2 separate regions of the Homo sapiens genome follow, and region 2 is linked to region 1. Evidence: chromatin loops called from intact Hi-C (ENCODE). Cell type or tissue: GM12878. All regions are shown on one strand. Links, peaks and the distances in the headings refer to the core of each region. The heading gives the core; the rest is flanking DNA. Region 1 overlaps MACROD2 (mono-ADP ribosylhydrolase 2). Region 2 overlaps MACROD2 (mono-ADP ribosylhydrolase 2).

Evidence for each region. Peaks named below come from ENCODE experiments on the same cell type or tissue, not always from the same donor. Only the 100,000 strongest peaks of a DNase experiment are listed, where the experiment ranks them.
Region 2: it touches region 1 in a loop (3-fold over the local background); 1 of 110 quality-filtered maps calls a loop at or near these places.

Annotation. Positions count from the first base shown.
Region 1 is chr20:15,310,704-15,327,602 of GRCh38, forward strand. All of the region lies in intron 6 of MACROD2 (mono-ADP ribosylhydrolase 2), which reads left to right. Among named protein-coding and RNA genes, the nearest start is that of MACROD2-AS1, 390 kb to the left of the region's middle. In GM12878, for the core only: no CTCF peak of the experiment used is centred there; DNase peaks (open chromatin) are centred at 7,058 and 8,160; H3K4me3 peaks cover 772 bases; H3K27ac peaks cover 3,359 bases.
Region 2 is chr20:15,193,814-15,210,712 of GRCh38, forward strand. The region is part of intron 5 of MACROD2 (mono-ADP ribosylhydrolase 2); the gene reads left to right. Among named protein-coding and RNA genes, the nearest start is that of MACROD2-AS1, 270 kb to the left of the region's middle. In GM12878, for the core only: no CTCF peak of the experiment used is centred there; a DNase peak (open chromatin) is centred at 6,418.

The DNA of each region.
Region 1 (16,899 bases), core at 4,674-9,673:
AGATCTTGCAGAAACAGAGAAGTCCTCAGATAAGGGAAAGGTGAAATCCAGTCAAGCAGAGAAGGGGCTTGGTGAGTGACTTTCCTTTTACATCGCACTCAGATAACAGAAAGGAAATTTCATCCAAACAGGAAGATCAACTATGGCTAGCCCGTTTGCACTATATCCCAAAGGAACCCATATGTAGTTTATGTGATCAAAGACATTCAGGGGAAATATTAGAATCTTTTAATAAAGAATGACCAATAAATAGTGGTCGGCATTGTTTCACTTTCCATATGTTTTACTGCCCAATAAACCAAAGAGAAAAATATATTTTCAGAGCAGAAAGGGGATAATAGAATAGGTAAAGACTTAGTAAAGTAGGTAAAGTAGGTAAAGACTTAGAAGAAAATTGTAAGAAATCCAGGTGGTAAATAAAATCTATATTTTAAATTGTTTTCTTATGCATATTTTAGGATCCATGATAAAAACTATGCAGTAATGGTTAACCTGTAGTATTAATGATGAAAAAAAAGGCATAATTTTTAAGAACGTGCAGAGAATAGTAATGTTTGATAGCAAAAACATAAGCAAAAACAAAACAAAACAACAATAACAAAAACCCCTTTGCAGATAATAACAGGAAAATAGTTAAGTAAATTACTATCTCTCATTTGGTAGAATTGCATGCTGGTATTCAAATATGTTTTGCAGAGCTACCATTTGACCCAGCAATTCCATTACTGGATATATATCCGAAAGAAAACAACTAGTTCTGCCAAAATGACACATGCACTCGCATGTTCATAACAGCACTATTCACAAAAGTAAAGACATAAAATCAACCTAGGTGCCCATCAGTGGTGGATTGGATAAAGAAAACGTGGTACGTATATACCATAGAATACTATGGAGCCACAAAGGAGAACAAAATCATGTCTCTTGCAGCAACATGGATGGAGCTGGAGGTGATTATCCTAAGCGTATTAACTCAGTTACAGAAAACCAAATACTGCATGTTCTCACATATAAGTGGGAGCTAAATATCGAGTACTCACAAACATAAAGATGACACAATCGACACTGGGGACTACTAGAGTGGGGAGGGAAAGGGGGACAGGAGTTGAAAAACTAACTGTTGGGTACTGTGCTCAGTACCTGGTGATTGGATCATTTGTTTCTCAAACCTCAGCGTCATGCAATATACTCAGGCAGCAAACCTGTACATGTATCCCCTGAATCTAAAATAAAAGTTGAAAACAAAACCAAAGTGAAATTTTAAAAAAAAATTGTTTTGGAAAGTAATATTTTAGTAGCCAAAGAGAATATCATCAAATAATCTAAATAAACAAAAAAAATTAAAGAGAGATAAAGTGACTACATATAAATGAAAAACATGCATCATAGAAAATGTAACAACGTTAAAGGAAAAGTGTCAGACTAGAGAGACTATCTTTGAACTATTCTTTGAACTATTTATTAAAACTACTTGTAGGAATTTATCCTATATACATACTTTCATATGGTCTTAAAAACACATATGCACACTCACACTTTTGAGAAGATTGAACACTGGATATTTGACATGTAGAAATTGGTGTTAATTTGTTAAGATGTGATGGTGCTATTTGGCTTTGATTTTTAAAGTCCTTTTTTAGGGATATAATCAGACATATTTGTAGATAAAATAATACGATGACTGGGATTTGCTTCAAAATAACCCAGTGTTTTAAGGGCTTGGGGAGAAGCTGGTAAGTTCATAGATCAGATGATTTGATGATTGTTGAAGCTTTGTGATAGGCACAGAATGGTTTAGTACTATGTATGCTTTTTCTACGTTTGTGTATGTTGGAAGTGTCCTATAATAGAATTGTTTAAAGAAATATACAGAACCGTGTATATAGTATGCTTCTGTTTACATAAATTAAAGGAAATGTATGTTGTGTATGTATTTTTTCATTTATGCTTATGTTTATATAAAAACATAGCTGTAAGGATAGACAAGAAAGTAGGAACAGCAGTTGCCTATCAGGAAGATAGTTATTTGACTTGGAGGTGTTTTAGGAAGGAAACTTATTGTTCATGGTATATATACATCTACTATTTAAATTTTCTACCAGTATCTGTATTCCATTATATGTGTGTGTATATATGTGTGTGTATATGTATGTATATGTGATACACTGACTTGAATATACAGACACACATACATATATAATAAAAAATGATTTATTCAAGATATTAATTTACTGATTTTCTCTAGTACATGTATTCATCTATCTATGCCTTTAGTATAAATATTTGCATATATGCATGTTTGTATTTATACACATTTATATATTTATATGTTTGCATATATGGTGAAATTTGTGTATAAAACTTTTAAATATTCTCAGTTAAGATCAGAAAAAATTTTGTAATCTGCTTTTATCATTTTCTCCTTAATATATCAGTCAAAACCTGATTTTCTGAAAAGCATAAATTTCAAAAGTTTTCACTGAAAAAATGGAGAAATTTTGCCTTTTAAAAAATGATATGCGGCCGTGTGCGGTGGCTCACACCTGTAATCCCAGCACTTTGGGAGGCCGAGGCGGGTGGATCACGAGGTCAGGAGATCGAGACCATCCTGGCTAACACGATGAAATCCTGTCTCTACTAAAACTACAAAAAAATTAGCCAGGCATGGTGGCGGGCGCCTGTAGTCCCAGCTACTCGGGAGGCTGAGGCAGGAGAATGGCATGATCCTGGGAGACGGATCTTGCAGTGAGCCAAGATCACACCACTGCACTCCAGCCTGGGCGACAGAGCGAGACTCCGTCTCAAAAAAAAAAAAAAAAAAAAAATGACATGCAATAACTGAAGTTGATTTCTTACTGGAGTAATGTGTGGAATGTTTCTCTTCTGTTTTGTGGAATCCCTCCTAGTGCTCTCACCTTCTCTGGGGGTTTTCTTCTCATTTCTCTTAATGAACAAGTCAAGGAATAAGGTGTGTGTTGTTGCTCACTATACTTCTGCCTACCACCACCTCTTCCACTGGGTGTAGTGGATGGGGAGGCTTTGAAAGAGATAAATGAATGTCTATGTGTATGTTGGATACTCTAAAGCTCAAATTCCTGAATGTGGCATTTTTCCAACCAAAAACGCATATGAGCAGACTAATACATTTTAAAATATCAATTTTCAAAAATATTTTTTATTTCATGACTAAAACTCTTCTGAAAATCTGTCCCATAATTGTGTTATTATTTTTTCACTCATCCCACTTATTTTGTGGGTCTAATGAGATGATATTTGTGATGCATTAGTTAAGTTGGTAATAATGGGTAGCTCTTCATGGAAATAATGAATATCTAGGACAAAGGTAAAATATCATTAAAAGGTAAAATATCATTAGGACCAGTAAGTTTTACCCAGTGTCCTGTTGAAATTTACATGGTGAGTGATGTCAGCAAAAATGGTGGAAAAAGTAGTTTCAAGGGCCTGTTGCTTTTGGAAACCAAGAAATCAAGTAAAAGCTGTCAGAATCAACTTTGTCAGCACGCTGGAAAACAGTCAAATGTTTACAGCAACCAAGTGAATGCTTAATCGAAAAAGAAAAAAAAAAGGCAACTTTAAAAATGAGCGGACAGGCACAGTGGCTCATGCCTGTAATCTCGGCACTTTGGGAGGCCAAGGTGGGAAAATTGCTTAAGGTCAGCAGTTTGAGATCAACCTGGGCAACATGGCAAGACACCATCTTTACTTAAAATAAAATAATTGTTAAAAAATGATATAAAAACTTCAAGGTACTTTTACATACCCTTTCTATACTCCCCTACCCGGCTTGGTAGAATTTTTGAAGCCCATGTTCCCAGTGTGAGACCGTGTCCCTGATTTTGTAGGGAGAAAGCAAGACTTTATCTATTCAAACAAATCTTGGGGCTTGCCTGAGGGACTGATGCAAGTTGTTTGTCTTTATTTTGCCTAAACTTGAACTCATTCAGGGTGAAAAAGCAGTGGGTATTTCTTGAAAATATTATAGGGTCAATGAACAACCTCCAGCCACCTGGGGCAAAAGGTTGTAGTTGAGGCAAATAATGAAGAACTGAAATCCTGGGAGGAAAAACTGGAAAGATAGTTTATCTGGGAAACTAAATCATTCAAAAGTGTCTGTATATACTGGAGAGATTAAAAACCACATGCACACCCAGTGCAGGACACCTGTTAGAAATGACATGAGAAGACCTTGAGCTATCAACTCATGCTGATTGCTAGGCCAATGCAAGCAGGAAGTGAAGGTTAAGACAGAATTTTAAATAGCATGGCTAAGCAATCAAGGAGTGCCCTAACACAGAGCTAATTTCACCAGATGATTTCAATAAAAGATTCAAGTAGGTAGAAGAAAGAATCAGCAAACTGGAAGTGGGTCAATTAAAATGATCTCATTTGAAAATCAGAGAGAAATAAGAATGAAGAAAAGTGAACAGAGCCTAAAAAACCTGTAATATGTATGTATATGTAATACACTGACTTGTATATACACCTAAAGCATATTATCATGTGCATGATTGGAATTACAGAAAAATAGGAGAGAGAAAAAGAGGCAAAAGAATAGCCAAAGAAATAATGGCCAAAGCTCTCCATATTTGGTAAGATGTAAAAATCCACACATATAAGAAGCTCAATGAATCCCGAGAAGGATCGACACAAAGAGACTCACGGTGAGACACATTATAACCAAACTGTTAAACACTAGAAACAAAGAAACTCTGAAAAGCAACAAGGGAGCAGTGACTTGTGTCCAAGAGATGCTCAACAAGATTAAAAGCAGATTTCTCATTCCATGGAAGCCAGAGAGAGCAAAATGATATATTTAAAGTACTCAAATGAAAAGACAGAAACAACAACAATCAACCAAGAATTCTATATCTGACAAAATTATCCCTCAAAAATGGAGAAATTAAGACATTTACAGATGGACAAAATCTGAGGAAGTTAATAGTAGACCTGCCCTATAGGAAATGTTAAACAGAATTATTCAGGCTAAAATGACAGTAAGTTGAAGTCATATGTAGAAATAATGAACTCTGGTGAAGGTAAATGCATAGGTAAATGTAAAAGCCAGTATTATTTTATCTTTGGTTAATAACTCCTCTTTTGATTTCTTATATGATTTAAAAGGCAAATGCACAAAAAGTATAAATATATGGTTAATTGCCTCACAGTGCATAAAGATGTAATTTGTAACAATAACAACATAAAGCAGGCAAAAGCTGCATTTGGACACTCTTTTTATCTATTGAAGCTAAATTGATATCAATTCAAAATAGATTACTGTAAATTTAGGATGCTAATTATAATTCCCACAGTAACCACTGAGAAAATATCTTTAAAAAACACACAAAAAGAAATAAGGAAGAAGTAATAATGGCACACTAAAAAAAAAAAAAGTCAGTTAACCCCAAAAGAAAGCAATAATGAAGGAAATAAGGAACAAAAAAAGTATAACATATACAGAAAACAAATAGCAAAATGACAGAATTAAGAACTTCCTTATCAGTAATTATTTTAAATGCTCATGGATAAAATTTTCCCAAAGGCAGAAATGGTCAGACAGATAAAAACACGATTCCAGAGATTACTTTAGATCTAAAGATAAATGTGGGTTCAAAGCAAAAATATGGATAAAGATATTCCATGCAAGTAGTAACCAAAAGAAAGCCAGGGTGGCTCTACTAATATCAGGCAAAATGATCTTTTAGTCAAAAGCTATTAAAAGAGAGAAAGAAGGACATTAAATATTAATAAAAGAGTCTATTCTTTAAGAAGCCATAGCATTTATAAACATATAGGCAACAAACAACAGAGCCAAAAGATATGAAGCAAACACTGATGGACTTCAAGGGAGAAATAGATAGTTCTACAGTAACTATTAGAGATTTAAATATCCCACTTTCAGTAATGGATAGAACACTGAAATGGAGACCAAGAAGGACATAGAGAACTTGAATAGCACCATACACCAACTAGACCTGACAGAGATTTTGAACACTCCATTCCACAACAGCTGAATACACATTCTTCTCAATTTCTTCTGGGCCTGTTTCCAGAATAGACCATACGGTAGGCCACAAAAACAATTTTCAATTAATTTGAAAAGACTGAAATCATGTAAGTGATCTTCTCTGACCACAATGACATGAAGTTAGAAACCAATAACAACAACAACAAAAAATACTGGAAAGTCCACAAATATGTGAAAAATAAAATTAAATAACACACTCTTTAATACCAATAAACCAAAGAAGAAATCACTCTGGTAAATTGCAAAATTCCTAAACATGAATGAAAATAAAAACACACATACACAAACTTACAGGATGCAGAAAAAGCAGTGCTCAGAGGGTGACTTATAGCTGTAAATGCCAACATTAAAAATAAAGATCTCAAATCAATAATCCAATTTTGCACTTTAAGAAAGTAGAAAACAATAAGCAAACTAAGCCCAAGGCTTGTATTAAAAAAGGAAATAATAATTATTAGAGCAGAGATAAATGAAATAGAGGATAGAAAAACATCAGAGTAAACCTGGAGGACCTTGACTAATTCCCCTGACTAAACGAAAATGGTGATATTTCTATAGACCTACAACAAAAATATCATAAGAGAATATTCGAACTATTACAGAACAGAGATAAAATTGACAAGTCTCTAGAAACATACAATGTAGCAAAACTGACTCAAGAAGAAACATTAGTATTAGTGTTCTCCAGTGAAACAGAGCTAAGAAGATATCTATATCTCTGTCCATCCATCTAATCTATCTATCTATCTATCTATCTATCTATCTATCTATCTATCTGTCTATCTATCTCTATCAAGATATTTATTATAAAGAATTGGTTCACTTGATAATGGAGGCTGAAAAGATCCAAGATCTGGAGAACCAAAAAAGTTGAGAATATAAGTTCCAGTCCAATGGCTTTTTGAGTCTGGCAGGCTTCAGACTCAAAAACAACCAGTGTTTCAGTTTGAGTCTAAAGGCAGAAAAATAGCAATGTTTCAGCTAAAGGTAGTCAAGCAGAAGGGTTTCTTTTTATTTAGTTTTTTTTGTACTGTTGAGGTTTTCAGTTAACTGGTTGAAGCCCAAGCACATTAGGGAGGAAGGACAGTCTGCATTACTCAGTCTACTAATTCAAATGTTAATCTCATCCAGAGACACTGTTACAAAAACACCCAGAATGATGTTTGGCCAAATGTCTGGGACCAGTCAAGCTGATACATAAAATTAGCCATCAGAGATATAGTTAATAAAACTAAAAGTTAGATCCTTGAAAAGATCAACAAAATTGTCAAATCTTTAGCAAGACGAAGAAAAAAACAGAAGTTGCACTTAATTGAAATCAGAAGAAAACAGAAGTTGCACTTAACTGAAATCAGAAAAAAATAGAAGTTGCACTTAACTAAAATCAGAAATGAAAGTGGTGACATTTCTATAGACCTTCTACCACGAAAAGATCATAAGAGAATATTTGAACTATTGTATGCTAACAAATTACAAAACATGGATGAAATTGACAATTCTCTAGAAGCATACAAGGTAGCAAAACTGACTCATGAAGAAACAAAATTTGAACAGATTTATATAACAAGAAATTATATCAGTAATTAAACACTTCCCAACAAAGAAAAGCCTAAGACCAGATGGTTTTACTGGTGAATCTACTCAACATTTAAGCAATTAACAGCAATCCTTCTCAAACTTTTCCAAAAAATGGAAGAGGGAACATGTTCTAACTCATTCTATGTGGCCAGCTTATCCTGATACCAAAGCCAGACAAAGACATCACTAGAAATAAGAAAATTATGGACCAAAATCCCTTATGATTATAGATGAAGAAATCCTCAAGAAATACTAGCAAACTCAATTTAATAGCATATTAAAAGGATTATACATTATAACTAAATGGGATTTATCACAGAAATGCCAGAGTCATTCAATAAGATAACAGCAATCAATGTAATACACCATATTAATAGAACAAAGGAAAAAATAATTATCTTAACCAGTGCAGAAAAAGAATTTGACACAATCCAAAACCTTTCATGAGAAAAATACTCAAAAACTAGAAATGGGAGAAACTTTCTCAACATGTTAAAGGACATTTATGAAAACCTGATGATTAATACCATGGTCAATGGTGAAAGACTGAAACCTTTCTCTTTAAAATTAAGAACAAGACAAGGATGTTTGCTTTCAATATTGCTGTTCAACATTGTACTAAAAGTTCCAGACAGAGGATGTAGGCAAGAAAAAATAAGGAGCATTAAAATTGGAAAGGAAGAAGTAAAACTATTTCTAATGGCAGATAACATGATTCTCTATATTAAAAATTCCAAAAATCCACAAAAAGAGAAAACTGCTAGTGTTAGTAAACAAAGTCAGCAAAGTTGCAGGGCACAACATCAATACACACAAATCAGTTGCTTCTATATACCAGTAATTAACAAACTGAAAAGAAAATTAAGAATATACTTTTCTTTAGAATAAGAGCAAAGGAATAATATATGCAGGAATAAATTTAAATAATAAATGAATTGTACACTTAAAACAATAAAACATTGCTGAAAGTAATTCAAGAAGCTATAAATAAATGGAAGGCATCTAATGCTTATGAATTAGAAGACTTAAAATTGTTAAGATGGCAAAAATACCCAATGCTATGTATAGATTCTATGAAATCCCTCTCACAATTCCAATTGTCCTTTTTTGCAGAAATGAGAAAGTCACCTACTAGAATAGCATTAATCCAAAATCTGAAAATAGCAAGTGTTGGTGAAGATGTGGAGAAACTGGAACCTTTATGCAATGCTAATGGGAATGTAAAATGGTACAGCCTCCGTAGGAAACAGTTTGGCAGTTCCTTAAAAGGCTAAATATAGAATTACATCATCCCCTAGAATTTTCACTTCTAGGTAAATACCCCAAAGAGTGAACAACAGGAACTCAATCAATACATGTGCATTGAAGCACTACGCACAATAGCCAAACTGTGGAAATGCATGAATGGAGAAATTAATTGTGGTATACAATGGAATATTTTTTAGCCATAAAAAGGAATGAAATACTGAACATGCTATACTGTGGGTGAACCTCAAAAAAGTTATGCTAAGTGAATGAAGCCAGACACAATAGGTCCCATATTGTATAATCTCAATTATATGAAATATCTAGAATTGGTAAATCCATAGTTATAGAAATTAGTTTTTTCATTGCCAGGGGGCTGTAATCCCAGCACTTTGGGAGACCGAGGTGGGCGGATCACCTCAGGTCAGGAGTTCGAGACCAGCCTGGCCAACATGGTGAAACCCCATCTCTACTAAAAATAAATTGCTGAGCGTGGTGACTCATGCCTGTAATCCCAGCTAATCAGGAAGCTGAGGCAGGAGAATCGCTTGAACCCAAGAGGTGGAGGTTGCGGTGAGCCAAGATTTTGCCACTGCACTCCAGCCTGGCAACAGGGCAAGACTCCATCTCAAAAAAAACAAAACAAAACAAAAAACATTGTCAGGGGTTTAGAGGAGGGGGAAATAGCTAATGAAATTATTACTTATTGAGTAAGGAATTCCCTTTGGGGTGACAAAAATGTTTTGGAACTAGATAGATGTTCACATAGTTGCACACATTTTGAGTATACTAAACGCCATTGAATCCTTCACTCAAAATGGTTAATTCATGTTCTTGAATTTATCTGAATTGATACAAAAGTAAACACAATACATGTCTTCTTTACTTCAGCTTCTGTTTACCAGACTACTTGGTGAGAGGAAATAGATTCTTAGAGTCTGACAGACCTGGGTTCAAATTCCTCATTCATTCATTTTATCCATTTGATAAGTTAAGATATAAATATCACCACAACAAATTGTTGTAGGGATTAAATAAGATAAACAGGTGCATTAATGAAGGGTAAGTAATACTAGCTTCAATTGCTAGTGTTTCTTTCTAATGCAGCAGTCCATTGTGGGTATTCCTGAGTAGGGAAACATTATCTATGGTCATCAGGCACTTACTCCTTAGGTCCCTGTAGTATTCTTCTATCAACCAGCAAGCAGAGAAAGACATGGTAGATCTCTTATGGAAAGTTGTTATGAGATGGTACTGGATAATGGAATACATCACTTCTTTTCAAACTCCACTGATGGTAACTCAGTGTCATTGCCCTGCCTAGCCACAGCAGAGGCTGAGACATGTAGACTGTGTTTCAGGAAGAAGAAAAAGATTTGGGTGAGGAAAAAAACAACTCTTGAGGTATCGTACTTGTATGAAGCTTCTTGTTCAGTTTGTGATAAGCACTTAATAAATATGAACTCTCTTCTTTGTGGGTAAGTGAGAATCCCTGGCAGCTTCTGCAAAGTTGTTTCAAAATGCATGCCATCCTGATGACAGGCCACTCGTTGTGGCCTTATGGCAAAGTCAGTTGATAGGGCTGCCAGGCAGACAGTGAGCAGAATTCTTTCTGGACTCTGTTCCTGCTTGTTCTTTTTTTCTTTTGTGTTTTGGAACTTCCCTTGACTTTGGTCCCATTTAGTTTCCCAATGTCTAACTTGCATTTACCCTTCTTTCACAGCTTGCTCACCTTTAGCTTCTATCTGACTAGGTCTTTGTGTTTTCATTTTGCCCTCTCAACAAACTATTTCTAGTCCTTAGCTCAGTAGCTTCACTGAGCAGGCCCATAAACTCCCTTTTGCCATTTCCACTTCCCAGTCATATCTTGAAGACTTCCAACTTAAACACATTAATTTATGCTTGGGATGATTGTTAAAATTTCTCTATTCCTACATCTTGTAATTAGCTTAGCTGATTTTTAAAACAAATCCTCTAAGAATTATTTTTATGAAGGCCATCTGGTAAAACAAATTAATCTCCAAGGAATGTTAATCAGACTAATTGCTAATTAGGTGTCCTCCTTGATTCTATTAGTTATAGATTGGAAAGTGTTTGTCATATACATTAATTTTTGCAAAGATAGTGAGAAAACATTATTTTTTGCCCTGCAAGAGAACAAGTGAATCCATTTGCATGTATAATGTATGTGTGTGGTGATATTAAAAGATATCCATTTTTTGTTGTTGTTGTTTTTTTGAGACAGAGTCTCACTCTGTTGCCCAGGCTGGAGTGCAGTTGCATGATCTCGACTCACTGCAACCTCTGCCTCCTGGGTTCAAGTAATTCTCCTACCTCAGCCTCCCAAGTATCTGGGACTACAGGCACATGCCACCATGCCCAGCTAATTATTGTATTTTTAGTAGAGACAGGTATTCACCATGTTGGCCAGGATGGTCTCAATCTCTTGACCTTGTGATCTGCCCGCCTCGGCCTCCCAAAGTGCTGGGATTACAGGCATGAGCCACTGCACCCGGCCACTACACACAGTCTTTAAACTTAAGGGGTTGAAATTTATTCTAATTGTTAGTGTCTCAGCTTCATTATTCCTCAAATGGTTTTGTGGTTCATGGAGCTTCAGAAATATGTTTTTAAACATACAAAAAAAATGCCAGTGGATTCAACTCAATGAAAGATGGCAAATGAGTTTAATTTTATATACCAATGGTCTGATAGGAATTACCTTGAGTATATTGTAGAGAATGCCTGGGTGGGACGGGGATATTTACCATGCACTCACTATGCTCCTCTGTAATGGACTGAGTAGTGATTCACAAAAATGGAGCCACAAATAATAAAAAATCATTTGTGCTGACCCTGAAAATGTGAGCCTCAAAATAAGACAAAATTAATCAGAACCAGACAAACTTTAAGGGAAACCCTAGTTCTTTATTGAAATGTCTTTGTGCCAAGGTAGTTAAGTGAAAGAATGGATGAAAACCAAAATTCGTACTCTCCCCCGCTCAACTATTTAGCCTGAGGTAATTATTCACTTATGGAAAGGAGTGAGTATTTTTGGTCAAAGTAATTTAGGTTTTATGAATGATTTCTTCCTGTGGTTTTATACATATTTGTAGAGAGTATGAATGACATTCTCCCTGAATTTGTCTTCTATTTAGTGGTGGATTGGTTTCACAGTTGTATGAGACTTCAGGGATCTTCCTTTTTCCTCTTTTGTTGTGAATTCTCTTTTTATAATAGAAGCATGAAAAAAGTCTGCCTATTAGAAATGTGACCTTGGAATCCATGAATCCATGAATCCATATTTGGAATCCATATTTATAAGAAATGAAATGTGGTATCAAGGAAGGAATTTTGTCTGGAAAGTCAGATCTGAATTCTGGTCCTGCCTCTCTGTCAGTGAGCCCTGTGGTTGTGGCTAAGTTGTTCCATGGTCTCTAATGACCTCAACTATGAAATAAGAGCTTGGGGTTCAGTTTTTAGGTAGAATAATGCTGTATGTTGATGTTGACATTCTGCCATTCTGCAGTGATATATTGCTTAATTTGCCTTTGCCAGTTATTGAGCACGAGGGGGCAGTAATTGGCAGATTGCCCCCTTTATTTCTTCTTGACAAACAGCCAAATTTTTTGGCAGCTGGGAATTGTTATTCTTCACCATCCTGCCATCACTGACAGATGCATTTGACAGGACCATTGGCTTGCAATGCCATTCCACTCTTACAAGTAAAGTCTATAATGCTTAAAGAAAAATAAAAACATATGATATTCAACTTTTACAAAAGAGTACATATAATATTCTTTATCTGTCAATGTAAAAATGGTCAGAAACTTTTCAGATATATTTGATTTTCCTTTCCATGAAGGCTTCATTTTTGTAAGGATTTTTAAAAATTAATAGAGAAAAAAACCCCATAAGGACTCTCAAACCAGTGGTCTAAAATGGAATTAATTTTGTCCCCATCAATTGCTATTTCTTTGCAAATATTTCTTATCTTGGTGAATGATGAACCATTTAGCCTCTGACCCAAGCCATAAACCTGTTAGTTGTCCCCCTTAGCTTTTCTTTTCCCACACCCCTCCATCATCTTGCATTCTGTCTAATTGATTCAGTAAATCTGGTTGATTCTACTTCTTGTGTATTTTTATTATTTTTCCTTTCTTCTCCACTGGAAACTTTTATGACTCTAGTTTATACTCTCATCTAGGTCACTGCCTATGTCCCTAAGTTGTATCCCCAGTGTCTAATGCCATCACACTCCCTCCTTTACCCTCACCCCAGGCTACACTTGAACAGGTAGAGCAGGGAATGCCATGTAGACCTCATGTAGCCAAGTTGGAGGCCCTTTCCAGTTCATCCCCTTGACTTTATTTTAAATAATACATGAATAGGATTGCAGAACTTTTTTTTTTGTTTTCTGTGATGCTCATGCTTGTGCTTCTTCTGTTCAATGTGACAAGGAACAAGATCTCTACAATGAATTGTACCAATGCTCCAGGAAATACTTGCCCCATTTTTTTTTAATTTTAGTTTGGTTTAATTCCTCTAAAGTAACATCAAGCAATGTGCTATAAAACAGAAATATGTCTTGAGAGATAGTTATTCTCTCTTTCTCTCTCTCAATTTAAAAAGGGTTCAATTTTTTACTGCTTCAGGCAAGTACAATTTTCACATACTCTGACATCTCATGAAACCTATAGCCAAAGATTTAGGTATAACCTGAATTCTTCCCCTTCAGCTCAGTCTTTGATTGTATACATGCTCATCCCTATCCTCAAGAAGAAGTTTACATCTTATCTCCTCTCTGAAACCCGTATACAACACCCCAATTCAGTAATTTTGCTGGGGACTCCTAATGCTCTTCTTGTTTATATATATCAGCAGCTAACGCCTGTTTTGTATGAGCTTTCTCTATATGTATCATGATTTGCCAAAAACATTGTCAACTCTTTGATGGCATAGACCCTGCAATTAAGCCCTCAGATTCCCTTGTTTAACTGATGGCCCAGATAGCAAATGCTTGAAATTGAAGTAACGTTCTCCTTAGCCTCTAACCTGTGTCATCACATTAGCTGACCTTAATCAGGGCATTAAAAACACCTAAATAGAGACTGGTGGCCTTCGAAGGAGGTCTTTTTTGTCCTTAGAATTTTTAAATAAATCCCACTGTCAAAGTCATCAACCACAAGGGAAGTAGAAAAGGTGGTGTTGGTCTTTAGCACAATTAAAGAACCTATTAGCTAAATCCCTGGCAGGCCAAATATGAAGGCAATATAGGTAAGTCTTATTACACTCTGAAAATCAGGATTAAATATTTACAAGTTTGCATAACTTGACCTTTCTTGCAAAGAGTATTAAAACTGTTTTTAAAGAATTCCTTCTGCTCCTATGTAAAAGGGCATTCATAAGGCCTCCTTCCACAGGTGGACAAAGTGTTCATCTTTGGACTTACTGATAAAAATTTTGGCTCTTCTGAGGTAGTAGCAGAGACAGGGTAGTCAGGGTAGACAGGGTAGAATGCTAACTGTATCCTCACCACCTGACAATAGAAGTTTAAAGATGTAAAAGTATGATAACATACAATCTTTCACCCCATTGGTCCTTGTTGTCAATAGCTCTGGATAGCTAGGAATGTATTTACTTCCTTCTTTTGCCAGGGTTCATTATTTGTACCTTGCAAATCTGAACATTTGGCCAAAGTCTATGACCTTTTGAGGTACAAGGAAATGGATTTTTAGTTAAGAATATTTACAAAATTAAAATTACAAAACCTTGTCCCAGCTAAAGCTTGAAACACATCTGTGTTTGTTCACAGCTTGTAACATTTGAGGCTCCCCATCATGTTAAATCCTTCCTTTTTATTTTAAAGTTTGCCTTCTCATATGCCATTGTTCTCCTTTATATTTGAGATGATGGTCTAGGTTTTCAGACAGCTCTGGGAAGGCAGGTGTTAAATTTTAAGCTAGTGCTTGGTAACCTCCATGGTGAAATATGCCACTGTTTAACAGATGACTACTGTGCTGTGGACAGCAGTGCCCCAGGAGAGAGGAGGTGTTTGTTCCAGAATCTAATCAAGCTATGGCCTGTCTGCATCCTAACTTATGCAGTGTAATCACTTGTATCATTCGTGGCATGTCTTCCATTAATCAGAGCTAGTGCAGGTACCAAGGGAACAGGGGTTCCATTAGCATGACATATGGTGGCCTTCCCAAAGTTTTGGATGTTTTGGAAGATGGTTGCAGGGTTTGTACCAGTCATACAAGAGCTGCTTAATGACTTAGATATTAGTAAACTTTTTCCCAGGCATTTAATATCTTCCCCGTTTCCTCTTAGTAATCGTAGTTAGGTTCTTGATGTCCCCTGTGACATTTTTATATCCATCACCTTCAGGTCCAAACTGTTTGATTTGCTGCTTCATCTTGGACTCCTCATATGTGCTTCTAGAGAACAAGTATATAAAAAAGAAAGTATGTTTTCTTAATTGCAAAAGTGATGAATGAGGTAGGCAATCAGGACTGTTTTTCATATTTTCAGAGATGCTGAAAATACATTTAGATTTGTTTTCAGAACAAAATGAGAAAATTGTTTTGGAAAAAATGTTATAAGTTTGGTTACTTTGGAAATGTCTTCATAAATACTCATCTTGATAATATAATTTATCTTTGCTAGTCTCATATAACAATATTGTTGCCTTTAAAATGGAAATTTGTAAGAAGTTTAAAATTCCAGCTTTACATACAGCCCCCTTTAAACCTCCCCAGGCATTCATAGATATGTTAAAATATATCTAAAATAATACTAAAGCATTACATTTTTTTACCTTATTGGATAAGCTAATATAAAAGATGTTTTATCCATTTCACATAATTTTAAATTTTAAAAATATGAAGACCTTATGTTATTTAAAATTTATTAACAATTTATACACTCCCTTCTCCTGACAAGTCCCCATATATTCTTAAAGATAAATTCCCTATAACCATTTTTTAAAGTAAATGGTATATGCTTCTATCTGTCTTGGCTATCACGCATCTATCTTGGAAGAAAATTGTTGGGTTCCAGGACTGAATATTGTACTCACATTTGGATAAGACAAGGATGGGGCTCTAAGAAAAAAAGCAAGAGAGAGTTGTGTGCATCACAAAGATGATGCCTCTCCCGTGTCCCCATCTCCAAGACCAAGCATATACAGAAATAGCCACAGGTGGCTAGAGAAGGAAGACCAGAAGACATCCAGGAGCATATGGCAAGGCAGGAACTATTCCACATTGCAGGGTGAGGGAAGAGTTAAACTGGTGGAGAGCAAATCAGAAATGCGGTGAATTCCCAAAATATTGGGACAACAACAACATGACTTTGGCTATTGTAGGGGATGAAAATACCTTTTCCACACTCATCTTAGGTTCATGGCTGAAGCCCCTACAACAAAATACAGATTAATAAGAGAAATGTGTATGAATTTATTTAATATACATTTTACGTAATACAGAAGCCTTCATAAGGAAATGAAGACCTGAAGAAATCATAAATGTTTGTATTTTTTTGCTAGGTTTGACAAAGAGTGGACACTCACGGGCATGTATGATTGGAGGAAAAAATGTTTTAATCTAATAATAACAAACTGGGAGAAACTTAGAAAGGCCTATTTGTTCAGATTACTTTCTGTGTCCTTGTGTCTTCTGAGATAAGAATATTCCCTTTTTCTGGGTACAGGGATTGCACCTCTCACATGATGGTCACGTGACTTCACAAAGGCGAGGAGAAGGTGAGAGTGATCCCCTTATTTGTCCATTCTCATGCTGCTAATAAAGACATATCTGCCACTGGATAATTTCTAAAGGAAAGAGATTTAACTGATTTACAGTTTGGCATGACTGGAATCCTCAGGAAACTTAAAATCATGGCAGAAGGGGAAGCAAACACGTCCTTCTTCATATGGTGGCAGCAAGGAGAAGTGCCAAGCAAAAGGGGGAAAAGCCCCTTATAAAACCCTCAGATCTCACGAGAACTCACTCACTATCATGAGAACA
Region 2 (16,899 bases), core at 3,858-8,857, 120 kb before region 1:
AATCTCCAACCTGGTGTCTATAGTAAAAAGCAGCATCAGGTATTGGCAGAATCACCAGATTAGTAATGAGATGATGGTTGCTGAATCTTTCCATGCTTCAATTGGGGGAGAAAATTGTTTATACTGTGAAAGTTTAAAAGAAATCAGGTAGGCCAGGTGTGGTGGCTCACACCTGTAATCCCAGCACTTTGGGAGGCCAAGGCAGGCAGATCACCTGAGGTCAGGAGTTCAAGACCAGCCTGGCAAACATAGTGAAACCCTGTCTCTACCAAATATACAAAAATTAGCCAGGCATGATGGTGGGTGCCTGTAATCCCTGCTACTTGGGAGGCTGAGGCAGGAGAATTGCTTGAACCCAGGAGGCAGAGGTTACAGTGAGCTGAGATTGAGCCACTGAACTTCAGCCTGGGTGACAGAGCGACACTCTGTCTCAAAAAAAAAAAAAAAAAAAAAAAAAGCTTCTTCCAGAAATCAGTCAGGTAAAGCTAGATAATAAAGGGAAGGAAAAGAATTGTATCAACCATACAGTGTTAAATCAGAGTTTATTAGTGTTGTTATGGATGACCTTGATTACATGATTTCATGCATGCTTTAACTGATTCTTATTTGTGTAGCATTATTTTTAATCTTCTACTTTGAAAACTTCTAGACTTACAGAAGGGTTGTAAAAATAACGCAAACAATTCTAGTACACCCTTCACTGATTTCTCAGTGAAATCTATCTTTACCATGTTTTTTAATCATTCCATAACATCAATAATATGTATATATTATTAACTCCTGAATTATTTGAGGTAACTTGCAGAGTTGGTGCTCTTTACCCTTAAATATTTTAGAGAATATTTCTTAAAAACAATTATATTACATAATGACAGTACCATGAAATTAACATTGATTAAATGCTATTATCTAACCTTTAGATCTTAGTATTCCTTATTTTTTTCACTAATTTCTGTTACAGTGGAAGGAAGAAAAACACTTTTCTAGTCCAGGATCCACTCCAGAGTTACTGTTTGCATTTAGCTGTCATGTTCTTCCAGCCTCGTGGTTCCTAATCCTTTTTTCTTTCATAATCTTGAAATTTTTAAGAGTATAGGCAAATTATTTTGTAAGAAGTCTTTCAGTTTTAACTTTTGTGGTATTAAAGAATCGTTTTCTAAGCAATGGGGAAAGGATTCCCTATTTAATAAGTGGTGCTGGGAGAACTGGCTAGCCATATGCAGAAAATTTAAAGTGGACCCCTTCTTTACATCTTATACAAAAATTAACTCAATATTGATTAAAGACTTAAATGTAAAACCCAAAACTGTGAAATCCCTAGAAGAAAACCTAGGTGATACCATTCAGGACATAGGCATAGGCAAAGATTTTGTGGCAAAAACACCAGAAGCAATTTCAGCAAAAGCAAAAATTGACAAATGGGGTCTAAGTAAACTAAAGAGCTTCTGCACAGCAAAAGAAACTATGATCAGAGTGAACAGACAACCTGCAGAATGGACGAAAATTTTTGCAATTTATCCATATGACAAAGTTCTAATATCCAGATTCTATAAGAAACTTAAACAAATTTACAGGAAATAAAACAACTCCATTAAAAAGTGGGCAAAGGACATGAACAGACACCTCTCAAAAGAAGACATACTTGCAGCCAACAAACATGAAAAAAAAGTTCAACATGACTGGTCATTAGAAAAATGCAAATCAAAACCACAGTGAGATACCATCTGATGCCAGTCAGAATGGTCATTGTTAAAAAGTCAAAAAACAACAGATGTTGGTAAGGTTGCAGAGAAAAAGGAACGCTGTTACACTGTTGGTCGGAGTATAAATTAGTTCAACCATTGTGGAAGACAGTGTGGCGATCCTTTAAAGATTAGATGCAGAAATACCATTTGGCCGAGCAAACCCATTACTGGATATATACCCAAAGGAATGTAAATTATTCTATTATAAAGATGCATGCATGCATATGTTCATTGCATCACTATTCACAACAGCAAAGATATGGAATCAACCCAAATGGCCATCAATGATAGACTGGATAAAGAAAATGTGGTACATATACACCATGGAATATGACACAGCCATAAAAAGGAACGAGATCTTGTCTGTTGCAGGGATATAGATGGAGCTGGAAACTGTTATCTTCAACAAACTAATGCAAGAACAGAAAACCAAACACTGCATGTTCTCACTTATAAGTGGGAGCTGAATAATGAAAACACATGGACACACGGGGGAACGACACACACTGGGGCCCTTAAGAGTGGAGCAGGGAAAGGGAGAGCATCAGGAGGAATAGCTAATGGATGCCGAGTTTAATAGCTAGGTGATTAGGTGATTGGATGATCTGTGCAGCAAAACCATCATCGCACATGTTTACCTATGTAACAAACCTGCATATCCTGCATGTGTACCCCTGAACTTAAAATAGAAGTTGAAGATTAAAAAATGAAAAAAAAAAGAATTGATTTCAAAAAAACTAAAAATATAACATACAAATATAACAAGAACATACAACAAATGCATTATTTAATTCATTAATTAATAAGGAAACTAGTAAGATGTTAAAATCAGTCTTAAGGAGCATTTGAGGAGCTAAGATATATGGCAATTTTACCCGAGATGTTAGAATAAGATTTCTGGCTTAGATACAAAATTGGTGAATGTCTTAGAGGACCATAAACCATAATCCTTGGGATTATACCTTCCATTGAAAAGAAATAATTTACATCTCTACTGGACAAAAATCTATGGGTTAACGTCTGCATTCTAAGAGTTGTAAAGTAGTCCAATCAGTAGTAAGCCAAGCCAAACACTACTCTGCAAAAACACTTTCACCTGTTCCAGGTTTTGGATATGTTTTTGACAGTGGTTTTTAAATTATGTTTCATTGTTGGCCAGGACTGAGCAGAGGGAAAACTGTGAAGAAGGTACAATATGTACTTGAAATCAGGAAGTACCCACTTCAGCCACCCCATAATATTTCTCTACCCCTCCCTTCTGCCTTGAAGTGCCTGAGTCTTATCCATACCAGATATGCCACTATCGAGAAGCAGATGACAGGCTCAGGCCTTACCAGGGATGCACTTGCCACATTTTGGAAAGACTACATAAAAAACCTTTAAAAATTGGAGCCCTTTGGGCCTCAGGTATCCAAAGAGCACATTTTTTGGAAACTCAACACTCAGGAAGGTCGCATAGAGCCAGTTTATGCAGGTGAGTATTTTGCTCACTCTTATAAGGTCCTTATAAGGTCCTCTTCATGTCTGGTTTGGTTCTCCTTTTCATGCCCTGGTGAGTTTCCCTGTTCCCCATATATGAGTGACTCTTTTTTAAGGTACCTTTAATCTTTTCTTCATTTAGTTTGTCAGTTAACCATGAAGGGCTTTTTGCTCAAAGTTTGGTTTCAATGTTCATCATAAAAATGACATCCCAAAGGAGAAAATTTACTTTTCTATATTTTACACAAAAAGAGAATACTAGTAAATATTGCTAATAATTAAAATAGTATATATATATATGTGTTTTCATAGTTTTATAGATTTTTAAACATTGAATGATATTCTTAGCGTTTTAAACAGATTATATCTCATTATTGTGTGTTACCATTAGGCAACAATGAAATGTTTAAAATATTTTTAAAGTATTGTATTTTAGTTGTATCGAGACATATAAGCCTTTCTTAATTTAGGGGAACAGGAATAAGACTACCCACTAGACAATTGAATCTCTGGCCTACAGCCAAATTTTACAGAGTTTAGATTTAATGCTTATCACTTTTTTTAAGTGATTATTCTTTTTAATTTCCCTAAGTCCCCCAAATTAGTTTTTTGATATTTACTTTTTCTGTGATTATTTTGAGAAGTTTCCAATCTTTATTTTATTTTACTTTATTTTTGAGACAGGGTCTTTCTCTATTGCCCAGGCTGGAGTGCAGTGGCATGATCATGGCTTATTGCAGCCTCTGCCTTCTGGGCTCAAGTAATCCTCCCATCTCACCCTCCTGAGTAGCTGGGACTAGAGGTGCACACCATCACATCTGGCTAATTTTTATATTTTTTGTAGAGACGGGTTTTTGCCATGTTGCCCAGCCTGGTCTTGAACTCCTGGACTCAAGCAATTTTCCTGCCTTGGCCTGGCCTCCTTTTTTTTTTTTTTTTTTTGAGACGGAGTCTTGCTCTGTCACCCAGGCTGGAGTGCAATGGTTCAGTCTCAGCTTACTGTAAACTCCACCTCCCAGGTTCAAGCGATTCTCCTGCTTCAGCCTCCTGAGTAGCTGAGACTACAGGCGTGTACCACCACACCGGCTAATTTCTGTATTTTCAGTAGAGACGGGGTTTCACTATGTTGGCCAGACAGGTCTCGAACTCCTGACCTCGTGATCCACCCGCCTCAGCCTCCCAGAGTGTTTGAATTACAGGCATGAGCCAACGCACCCAGCCTCTCAGCCTCCTTAAGTGCTGGGATTACAAGGTGTGAGCCACTGTGCCTGGCCAGAAGTTTCCAATTTTTAAAAGTTAAGGTAGTTCTTAATTTTCTAATTATAAGCATTGCCAACGCGTCAGTTCTAAGTGAATATGTTTATTAGAAGGCATAATAAAAAGCAAAAATTCGTCATAAATTTACTGCTCAGAGATAATTATTGCTTACATTTGACACTTGGCATTTTTATTATTTTTTATACCTATTTATTTACATTTGTATACTAGAGATCACTGGATATACAACTGAGCGTCTTCATGTTTTCAATAAAATACTATATCATTAGTATTATCCTGTGTAAACTTTCTCATAATTATTATTTAATAATGGTATAATATTCCTTTGGGTTAATGGACTATAATTCATTTCACTGCTCCCTTGTGGTTGGCAGTTTATTTTTTCCCAATTTCTCTTTTGTATAGAATCCTGTGAGGGCAATTTTTATGAACCCCACAATTTACATTTACAAAGTTATTTCCATAGAAGAGACTCCGTAGAGTGTAGCAATCTGCTGGGAACTAGAAGCATATCAAAGGCTCTTGACATGTGACTCCACCAGTGCTTATGTGTGCTTATCTCATGGCCTCCTGACTGGGTTCGAGTTTCATAGATTGTTCAGTCTTTTCTAATAGTTGTTTTAAATTTAATGTCATTGAATAGTGGCTTCATTGAGCATTTTTTTTCAAATGTGAATTAGCATCTGGACTTCTTTTTTTTTTTTTTTTTGTACGTGATCTACATCCTTTTAGATAGTGGCAACTGGACAGATGTAACATTAATCTGCACTGTAGGCCAAGTGCAGTGGCTGATGCCTGCAATCCTAGCACTTTGGGAGGCTGAGGTGAGAGGATTACTTGAGTCCAACCCGGCCAATATAGAGACCTCATGTCTACAAAAAGTTAAAAAAGTTAGCCAGGCATGGTTGTGCATGCCTATAGTCCCAGCTACTTGGGGGACTGAGGTGGGAGGATCACTCTGAGCCTGGGAGGTCGAAGCTGCAGTGAGCTGTGATCGCACCAATGCACTCCAGCCTAGGCAACAGAAAAAGATCCTGTCTCAAAAAAACAAAAAACAAACAACAACAACAAAAACACTGTGTAAATGTATGTATGTGTGACTCCAGGTGACTTATTTAACCTCTTTGAATTTCCATTCTTTCATTTGCAAAATGACGATAATAATGAAGACTTCACAGAGTAGTAAGAATTAAATGAGATATTATAAGCATAATACTTAGCACAATTCCTGGCAGTGGTAAAGAGCCGTTAAATGACTTTGTTATAATTGTTACTAAAATTATAATTAACATTTTTTCAAGTATCTATTGGGGAAATAGATATTTTCTATTGGCGTACATGAGCTTTTTATGGATTAAATACATTATTCATTTGTCATATTTGCTTATGGAAATATTTTCCAGTTTGTTCATGCTGTTTTAAAGTTTGTTAAATTATTTTACCTCTGTTTCTGTGTTTTGTCAAAATGAGGACCAAATAAGTTGTTACAGCACTTAACAGAAACAAAAAGTAGCCACAACCCTTTGGGCATCCTCTAAGCATTTGGTCATTACTATCATTAGCATCAGGGGACAGGAATATAAAGAGCATACAGCACCTACTATTCAATAATGAGGCAGAAGTCAAGTTGAAAAGTTCAGTTCTGAAGATGTCATTCATAATGATACCAACTCAGATTGTAGTTATTTTCAAGTCTAAACACTTAAACATTTATTAGAGTAAATAACCGTTAAAAATAAGAGGAGAAAAATTATCTTCTTTCAAGAACCTGCCTCCAAATTTATCTTAACCTCTGAAATGCGGCCTTCGTAGTTTCAGCTAAGGCCTTGTTTCATCAGCATACTGGGTCATAAGTTGAAGAAGAAAAAAACTGGAGTAAAAAACTTGAGGTTTCAGATAGTCTCCCCCACCCTCTGGGAATTCACTGGTGACTGATTTAAATACTGAAACTTCACATGCTACTTTGATGACTATATATTCAGTCACCTTCCTTTGGATTAAATTGCCATACTCTTATTTTTTCAATCTGGTTTTCTTTGCAATGTTTGACCCTGTCACCCAATTACCTCATTTTTGGTGGGGTAAAGGTGAGAAAAGATCAAATCACTGTTAGTAGCTGCAGAGGCTTTAAAAGACTCATTTACCAGTATGGTTGTATCATGTTTAAATTTCTAAATGGCTAAGCAACATGTGCCACTCTCTGAGTAGACTTAAAATGATGAAACTAAGTGAAACCATATTAACTACGTAAGGGGATCACTAGGATCCCAGGTTGTGCTATTTGCTAGCAATCATTACAGTTTATTTAAACTCCGTGTGCTAGAAAGTTATAAAATGGCACAAGGCATGATCCCGATTTGTAGTTCAGAGACTAAATCTATGAGATTTCACTATAGGTAATCTAACTGGTATTTGTTTAAGTTACAGATACAATCAGAGCAGCCCTTCTCAAACTTTAATGTTTATACAGATCCTCTATACATCTTTTTAACATGCAGATTCTGATTCAGTGGGCCTGAGATTCTGCATTTGTAACAAGCTCTCAGGAGATGCCCCTGTTGCTAGACCATGGACCACACTTTGAGTAACAAGGGGTTAGAAGCAAATTATCAACTGGGAGTACATAAATAATTCACTAGGAAGCTCATTAAACACAGATTTCCAATGCTACTCCCAGAGACTGATTTAGCAGGTTTAGGGTGGGGCCCCAAGATTTCGAATTCCCAACCACCTCCCAGGTGCTGCTGCTGCTGCTGATCTGCAAACCATAATTTGGGTAGCTTTAATTTAGAAGTACTCAAACTCCCTGCATCTCGGACATAAAGCAAAAGTTAATTATGGTGAGATGAAACATGGGTTAGTGGAAAGTCTCTTAGGTTGTCTAGAAGGAAACTGGGTTCTTTGACACAGAGCTTCTCTACAGATCTCAGTTTCCTCACCTGTAAAATAAGCCAAATGATGAGTGCCCCCCTCCCCAGATATCTAACATACCAAGCAGATGAATACACTTTTAATTTGACACATAAGTTTTAACTATTTTGGCCATGTCTCCTCTAACATTCGCAGGACCCAGGACAAGAGTACAAATGGACACCTAATGCCATATGGATAAACATTTAGTAGTTATACATTAAGCCAACAAGTACATGAGACAATGATACAAATTGCTTATTATTGCAATAGGTGACTTAGCCAATACGTGCAACTGTCACACATTCAACTCTAATTCATGAATACTGCCCAAGACCACAGTTTGTTACATGAAAGAAATTGAGATGGATAGTTGTTTCTCCTAGGAAACAACACTTTATTATTTGAGAATCTTTTGCACTTAAGGTATTTTAGAGAAAGGATTTGACAGGTTAATTAATTATTTTTCCCCTTACCTAAGCACTTCTATTGCTAAGTCCTCCCTCCACTCTGAAAGGGTGTCCATCTCTGATGTCTGCATTTGCACAATCCACAACCCTTTGTGACATTCAAATGCAGTCTCCTTTTATTCTGAGATACAGGAAAAGAGATGTAAGCACCTCCCTGGGGTCTGAACAGTGTTAATGATGAGATCAGATGTTTAGGATTATACATCACATTCTGCCAGAGCTGAACACTGAATCCCAGTGACCAAAGTAAATTGGCATGTGTATAAAATACAGGACCCACGGAAGGGGCACCTATTTATTGGATCTAGGGCAGTATTATTTTGGTGGTCATAAGGGAACTGATACCTGAACCTGAATATCACTCAAAGATCACTCATGGTGCCTGATATTTGGAAGAGACATTTGAAGGACCAGACGAACCACTTATTCTTTTAGATGCTCTAAAATTGAACCGTATAAAAAGTAGACTATGCCGAAGTCATATCATTTTAGCTACATGGAGAAATCTTGTTCCAAATCAAGAGATAATGATATACCCTCTGGTTCTTTGATGACAGTGTGGTGGCTATATGCAGAATGTTTCTGCACCATTTGCATAACTACTGCTTAAGATATCCACTATGTCATTCAATATCCCTTATATGAGAGTTCAATGAGGTAGACGTCCTTAAATTTACTATCAGGTTAAGAAAAGAGCAGATTGTCTCTTTGGACAACTTCGTGTATTTCTTTCTTTAGCTGCCTGGAAGCTCAACACTAAATTTAGTATTCATCTGCAATACTTGACTCAGCCCATGGTTTTTACACATTAATATTTCTTTTCTCTAAATGCCTTGTTGGAATTGTACTTTTAAGTTCATCTATTTTTTAAAATGATTTAAAATAATCACATTAACCCAGGAAGAAGCAGCATATAAAAGAAAGGAAAGAAACAAACTGTTTAATGACCTATCTTGCTGGGTTCCTACAACTCAAGTGGGAAAATATGTGCATGGTAGAATTATGCAAATTACTGTGTAAAACTTCCTATAATTTGAAAGGTATTATGATATTTTATCTACCTCATGACCCAAGATGGCTGCTGGAGTTCCAGCCATCATCAGGTTAGAGTATGTCAGTGTAGACAGAAAGAAAAAGGAAAGTCAGAAGAGCAAAATGAAATCATTTTGATGTTTTTAGCTTTTCCAGAAGCTCTATGAGACACTTGGTCACATGACCACATCTACTGGCATGGACTACTGAAAAATGTAACATTTTATTCCTGGCAACAGTGAACTTAGCTAAATATTAAGTTTCTGTTACTTTGAAGAAAGAAGAAAAAATAGATATAGAAAATTTCAATCCCTGCCACAATTCTTTGTTCATATTGGGATGGGAACTTGTTAATTTTTTGTTGTAGAAATCACACATTTGGTTTTTCAAATTGTCATAAAGTTTTAAAATATCTGATGCCACATTGGATAGATTTTTATTCAAATATTTTCCACATTTTAGACATTCAAATCTTACATCGCAAATTAGTATAATTTTTAACAACAAAGTAAATGAGACGGACAAGACAAGAGACAGATAACTTCCAGAATTGTTCATGTACAATTTGGCTTTGTTTGGGGATTGAATCAATGGTTTATTTTCATAAATATTGATTTCTTTTCCTGGTTGTTTTATGAACCGAGTGGGAAGGGCCATTGTATTCAGTCTTTGTTTTGTTTTCATTTAGTCACAGAGTGCAGCAGTGATTGTGGATAATTCCTTGACTATTTGTACTTTAGATTCACATCAGATGATAAATTGAGCATGAGAAATATGTTATTAAATTGACTGCATTGTAAATTGGCACTTTACATTTTTTATTTATAAACATGGTACCTTTTACTCAATATCCAGGAAACTTTGGATAAATATGAATTTCCATTAACTTATGTGTTAACTGCCAAAAGCTATTATTTATATCTGAAATGAACTAAACTAAGATAATTTAATCTTCTAGTCCAAGGTCAAGTGCATTACAATAAAACATGTTTCATGAATAAACATCATTAAAAACACACAGCCATTACATAGCAGTTTTTCATAACACAAAAATCTGCAAATTGAGTAAGCAAAATCTCCACTCACTGAACTTTTAAAAATCCTATGTTAAATTAATAATCTCACTTCTTCTAAGATTATATACTTTATTTTTTACACACAGATAGTAATGAATAGATATTCATTGATTCTGATGTAGGTGGTGTATAAGTGACTACGTTTGTGTGTATGTGAGTGTGAATGGTATAAAATATTGTGCTTTGGGAAAGTCAAAATTGGGAATGGATTTAATGTCTGTGTATCAATCAACCATGATATCAATGATGCACTTATAACTCCCTTCCCCAATAATAGGTTTTACTTTATTAATCATAATTTTTTGGTGGGGGTCACTATTAGAAATTTCCATTGTCCAATTTTCTCACCATGACCAGCCAAGCATCTATCACTTGTTTTTAACTTCTCAACTAGTTTTCACAATTTGTTGTCCTGTAAAGTAATAAATGGCCCAAATTTTCCACACGCTAATTAAAATTCCATTTCTCATGAATTCTTTAATCGAGTGCAAGTCATTATGTGCTTTGTTGATATCTTAAGTGCAAAGATAATTGCAATGGGCAGCGTGAAAAGGGTTTGATTATTGCCTGTCGACGCTTGTGAATTCTAATAGGTCTAATTGCATAGCATCAATTCATCATCTCAGCATCACTTCTTTTTATTATTAGCTCTCTGAATTGTAATGTGCTCATAAAGAAGTGTTGTAGTATATCAGAGATGACATGGTACCTGGCCTATTATAATTTTCAGCCCTTACCTTGTGCAACTCTTGAAATTAAAAGTTTATTATGGAGTGCCCTTTTTCTGAAACTAATTTTAAAATGCTCCTGTATGATGAAATGAATACTGTCCAATAATCTACATATTAATTTGCCTTTGTAATAATTCCATTAAATGACTGCCAAGACCTTTTTCGCTCAGATTGTGCCTATAAATTCAGAACATAATGCATTAGTTGGAAAACATTTGTTAGGCTTTTTAATGGGAATTCCTGGTAGCATTTCTCAGAGAATTTCTATACTAGAGTGACTATCCTAAGGCTAAAGAAAGAAAAAGATTCCACTGCATAATGATGTAGAATCTTCCACGCACCCCAATAATATGACTAAAGGACCACCAGCAATTGAGTTGCCAAACACCCTATCATTTGCATGTAGGGAATAGAACAGCCCTAGTGTAGAGAAGGAAAGTAAACCTTTAATTACTCTACAGATAAAATAATGTTCTATATATGTGAGGAAGTGTGTCTAATAATAATAGACACAAATGGGGACTTACACCCTGTGTCAAACACTGTACTTTAATCGTTATCTCAAATAATCTCAGGGATTCTTATGAATAAAGTTTCAGTGTGATAATTTTACAGGCAAGTCTCAAAATATCACCGAAGATCACCAGATGGTATGTGGCAAAGCTGGAATTTAAACATCTAGACAGAAGACTCCCATAGCTTGTCTGCTATTTTCAACACACACTATGGCATGACTCAGTCAAATTAATGCCATCAGAATCAGTAACAGTGAACTTTGGAAGAAGGATGATCATACTGTTAAAGTGTGAGTCCAAGTAAACCCAAAAACTAAATCACACTTCAGGGGCTTCTATTTTTTTTTTTAGGATAATATGGTCAGAAGTAATTATAATCCATGTTAAGGAATGAGTCAAGTTCCTAGAAGGAGCATCCATACAGCAAATATTCCAAGAGATCAAGGCAAAACCGGTGAGGCTTATCACCTTCTGTTGGAAGTCTGACAACAGCCAACTTAGCTAAATACTAAGTTTCTGTTACTTCAAAGAAAGAAGAGAAAATAGATACAGGTCTGTTGGAAGTCTGGCAACAGCCAACTTAGCTAAATACTAAGTTTCTGTTACTTCAAAGAAAGAAGAGAAAATAGATAGAGGTAGAGAATTTAAATCCCTGCCACAAATTCTTTGTTGGTGTTGGGATGGAAACTTGTTAATTTTTTGCTATAGTAACAATATATTTGATTTTACAGAATCACTTCAAGATATTTTATTGGTTTTAAGTATTGGGAAGGGATTTATACTCCAGCTTTTGTTAAAGGAGTGGCAAGGCCACATTGCCAAAAAGCAAATGAGCTGAGACATATTGTTTTGGGCATCTCTGGGTAATACAGCCTGCCACAGGGAATGAGTCAACTTGGTGTTACTGCTTGTTGGGCAGTAAAGCAATTTGCAAGGAAGCAGTCCCCCAGCAGGTATAAATTATTGTTTCAAACATCTCTCTGAAAATTACTGTAATGAGAAGGTACCCCTTTGCCTTGTGTGTGTGTGTGTGATGACAAGCAAAAGTAAAACTTAATTCATTTTCTACAGATCAAATGTTTGGTTCTTTTTTAAAAAAACTTTCAAACTACGTGGTTTAGGTATAAATATTTTATTGAATATATTGGTTCATTTCCAAATATAAAAAAAATCAAGAAGCAAATATGGATTCTAAATTTGCTGTACCATAAGTAATTTGCAATGAAACCTACATCTGAATAGAGAAATAAATTACCACTCAAAAATTTCCATTACTTATGTTCTACTTTGAAAATCATAGGTTGGAACTTACATGGAGCTATTGCTTATTCTGTTTAAAAAGTATATAGTCATTCTGGTTTTAAGAATTTGAGTAAAATTTACAGAATAAAATGCAAAAATCTTAAATATACCATCTGGAGTTTTGATTACGTACATACATCAATCAATGTGGAGAATATTTCCATCACATCAGAAAGCATTTTATATTAAGTAATTTTTATTGTTCTATTTTCCCTCATGGCCAATCCAGTGAATCTTTACCTCTCAAAGGCACTGCTCTGACCTCTATCACCATGAATTATTTTTTTCTTTTCTTAATGTAAATGGAACCATACACAATGTACTCTTTGTGTCTATTTTGTTCAGCATGAAGTCTTTCATATTATCTATGTTTTTTTTTTTTTTTTTTTTTTTTTTGAGACGGAGTCTCGCTCTGTCGCCCAGGCCGGACTGCGGACTGCAGTGGCGCAATCTCGGCTCACTGCAAGCTCCACCTCCCGGGTTCACGCCATTCTCCTGCCTCAGCCTCCCGAGTAGCTGGGACTACAGGCGCCCGCCACCGCGCCCGGCTAATTTTTTGTATTTTTAGTAGAGACGGGGTTTCACCTTGTTAGCCAGGATGGCCTCGATCTCCTGACCTCATGATCCACCCGCCTCGGCCTCCCAAAGTGCTGGGATTACAGGCGTGAGCCACCGCGCCCGGCCCATATTATCTATGTTGTCACATGTATCAATGTTCATTATTCTTCATTGGTCAGTAGTATTTCATTGTATGAAGCACAATTAGTTCTTCCATTCTCCCATATTTTTGCTTTTTCTGCTATTTTTTCTAGTTTCCTGATGCCTCAAAATTATTTCCTTCATCACACCCTCTCTGTTTCAAGAACTTTAGCCATTCTTGTAGGGTAGGTCTGGTCTGCTCATGACAAATTATTTTAGTTTTCCTTTGTCTGAGAATGTCTTCATTTCCCCCTTCATTCCTGAAGGATAAGTTTGCTGGATATAGGATTCTGGGTTTGACAGAGTTTTAATTTTATCATTTGAAACATATTTTGCCACTTCTTTCTGGCCCCCATTACTTCTTTTGTTTGTTTGTTTGTTTCTGGTTTTTTTTTTTTTTTTTTTTTCAGAGATGGAGTCTCTGCTCTGTTGGCCAGGCTGCAGTGCAGTGGCATGATCTCAGCTTACTGCAACCTCTGCCTCCCAGGTTCAAGTGACTCTCCTGACTCAGCCTCCCGAGTAGCTGGGACTACAGGTGTGTGCCACCACGCCTGGCTAATTTTTGTATTTTCAGTAGAGACGGGGTTTCACCGTGTTAGCCAGGATGGTCTCAAACTCCTGACCTCGTGATCTGCCCACCTCGGCCTGCCAAAGTGGTGGGATTACAGGTGTGAGCCACATCACCTGACCCCTCTGGCCCCCATTACTTCTGATGAGGAATCCACTGTAATTTAAATGGTTTTTCTCCAATATAGATAAGGATTCATTTCTGTTTTGCTGCATTCAAGATTTTTTCTTTGTTTTTAGTTTTCAGATGTTTATATTTTGTCTTAGCATGAATTCCTTTTTGTTGTATTCAGTTAAGTTCACTAAACTTTTTGAATCTATAGGTTATATCATTGGCCAAATGTGGGAAATTTGCAGTCATTATTTCTTTGAATACTATTTTAGCCCCACTTTCTTTCTGTTCTTCTGAGATTTCAGTGATATGATTTTAGATCTTTTGTAATAGTTTCACAGGTCCCTGAAACTCTATTTTTTTTGACGTTTGTTTAGCCTATTTTCTATTTTCTCCTTGTTTTCCACTTTAAATAATTTCTATTGTCCTGTCTTCAAGTTCACTGATTCTTCCCTCTGTCCTCTCCATTATGCTATTGAGTCCAGCCACTGAGTTTTTTATTTCAGTTATTGTATTTTTTGGTTCTAAAATTTTCATTTGGTTCTTCTTTACATCTTCTCTTCTTTGCTGAGACTTTCTATCTGTTTGTTTGTTTCAAGCATGTACATAACTGTTTATTGGAGCATTTTTAAAAATGATGGTTCCTTTAAAATCTTAGTTTTAACACCTGTGTCATCTCTTTGTTGGGTCTGTTGATTGCCTATTCTAATTCAAGTTGAGATTTTCCTGGTTCTTGGTATAATGAGTGATTTTATATAATACCCTGTATGTTATAAGACTCTGGATCTTTTTAAAATCTTGACTTAGCAGACTTTCTCTGAAACTGTATCACACTCACAGGGAAAGGGGATTCTGCCTCATTACAACTGCCATGTTGTAGGGGTGAAGGTCCAGTTCCTCTTTCGGCTTCCTTTGACACTCCAGGGAGGCAGGGGTGTTTTCTTTCTGCTGAGAAGAGTTGGGATTTCAGACCCTGCTGGGCTTCAGCTAGTGCCACCTTGGCTGGGAGGGGAAACATTGTCTTGTTACTACTCCCCAGTTAGCTTCCACTGACCCAGTAGTGAGGAGGCCTGCTGGGTGGTAGTAAAAGTGCCAGCTTCCTATGTGGTCTGCTCTGACATTATATGGGGAGGGGGGTTGTTACCACCAGCAAGGGCTGAAATTGGCTTCCTAACCAGCCTCCTCTGATACCACTCAGGACAGGAAGTGCCTCGGTACAGTGAGGTGCAGGTAGAAATCTCAGCTCCCCACTGGACCTTTGATGACAGGGGAAGGGATGAAGCCTTGGCTTTGTCTGTGCTGTATGGTTGGAATAGGATAGTTTTTATCTTTCTGTTTTGTTAGGTCATCCCTTTCCTGTGGTGGTGGTGGTGGTGGTGGTGGTGGTATTTATTTATTTATTTATTTATTTATTTATTTTTTAGTCTGCTCTTGTTAGCATTTCTGGGTTGCTGGCTTCTTTGGGACCCAGGCTGAAATCTGTTAGGCAAAAAGAAAACCCAGAAAACTCATCACCGTGTTGGTCCTATGGGCTGCCTTCTTCTGTTCACCTTTCAGAGTCTTCTTATATTTGTTTTATGTATACTGTCCAGGGTTTTTAGTTATAGTTAGCAGGAGGAATAGGGAGAAGTCCATCTGTTCAATCCTAGTCCAGAGCTAGATATTTTTTGCTTTTCTGTGAGTATTTTAAATACTAGGTCTTGGTGAGTGCTAAAGTTAGGAAAAGATGAAAATAACCTTAGGCTTAGAACAGTGCTTGCCACATGTTAAGCACTCAGTGAGGATCATCTTATTCTCTTTGTACAATCCTAGTGTCTCTGAAATTCTAATCTTCTTTTGTAGGACAGGTTACGCCCAGGTTTGGAAGAGGGGTGCAAAGGGAGACATATCCAAAATCCTCACCTCACTAGTGGATGCAGAAACCTTCCCAGCATTTCTTAATACACATCACAGAGGTAGCTGTTCCTGGCCTGTTCATGCTTGTGGCTGACAGTACATGCATATGTATAAACACACATAAAACCTCCAACTTTTACATATTGATGAAGACAAACAAACCTAAGGCCAAGACATACAGACTCTGAAAATCTTTCCAGAAGGACATAGGAAGGGATCTACTTCAGTTCCTAAGAGGATGGTAACTTTTGCCTATGAATGTTTGACCTAATGTTTTCTAATGCCAGGATGGTTCTCCATAGAGTTTATTTGTAAAATAAAACATTGTGCTTTCTATGGAGACTCTTTGTAATTCTATTCCTAAAGAAATCCCTGTGATCAGCTAACATAACCACATCTGAGGGCTTCAGATCTTCTGATGGACTTGTGTCTTTTCCAAGCATCACTGTAGTTCATCTCTCTCTCACTATTTATGAACTCCACGTACATTTTCACTGCTGTCAATTGACTAGTTTGCACTGAAATATCCAAGCAAGCTTTGTGAAAAAATGGAAGTGGCTCTCAGTCCTTAGATTTGTAGGCAGTTGTGTATGGCACATAGTTTTCTTTACTATATGTTCTTTCCAGTTATTGGTAAGAAAGGCAGTCACAGAGGATTTGTCCAGTGGGACTCCAGTGGCAAAGGTTTATCTGACTCTTTCCAGTAGCACTAAAAACACCCCTGGACAGATTTCATGGAGTTAACAGACTCTGTTTTCCTGGTCTTATTTAGAAGTATTGCCTTCCGTGTTTTGCATATTCTGGGCACAGTCAATATCAAATAATTAACCATTTCATCTGTTCAAGCAGCCATCCACCATCTACTAACTGTCATGCTCCTGAATTTACAGGCACGTCCAGCACCGTTTCTTTTATTCTTTTCTTCTGTTTTTTTTTTTTTTTTTGGTTTATTTTGTTTAGCTTTTGTTATGGTTTAGACTTGTGTCTCTGCCCAAATTTTATATCGAATTGTAATCCCCAGTGTTAGAGGAAGGGCCTGGTGAGAGCTGTTTAGATCATGGGGGCAGATTTCCCCCTTGCTCTTCCT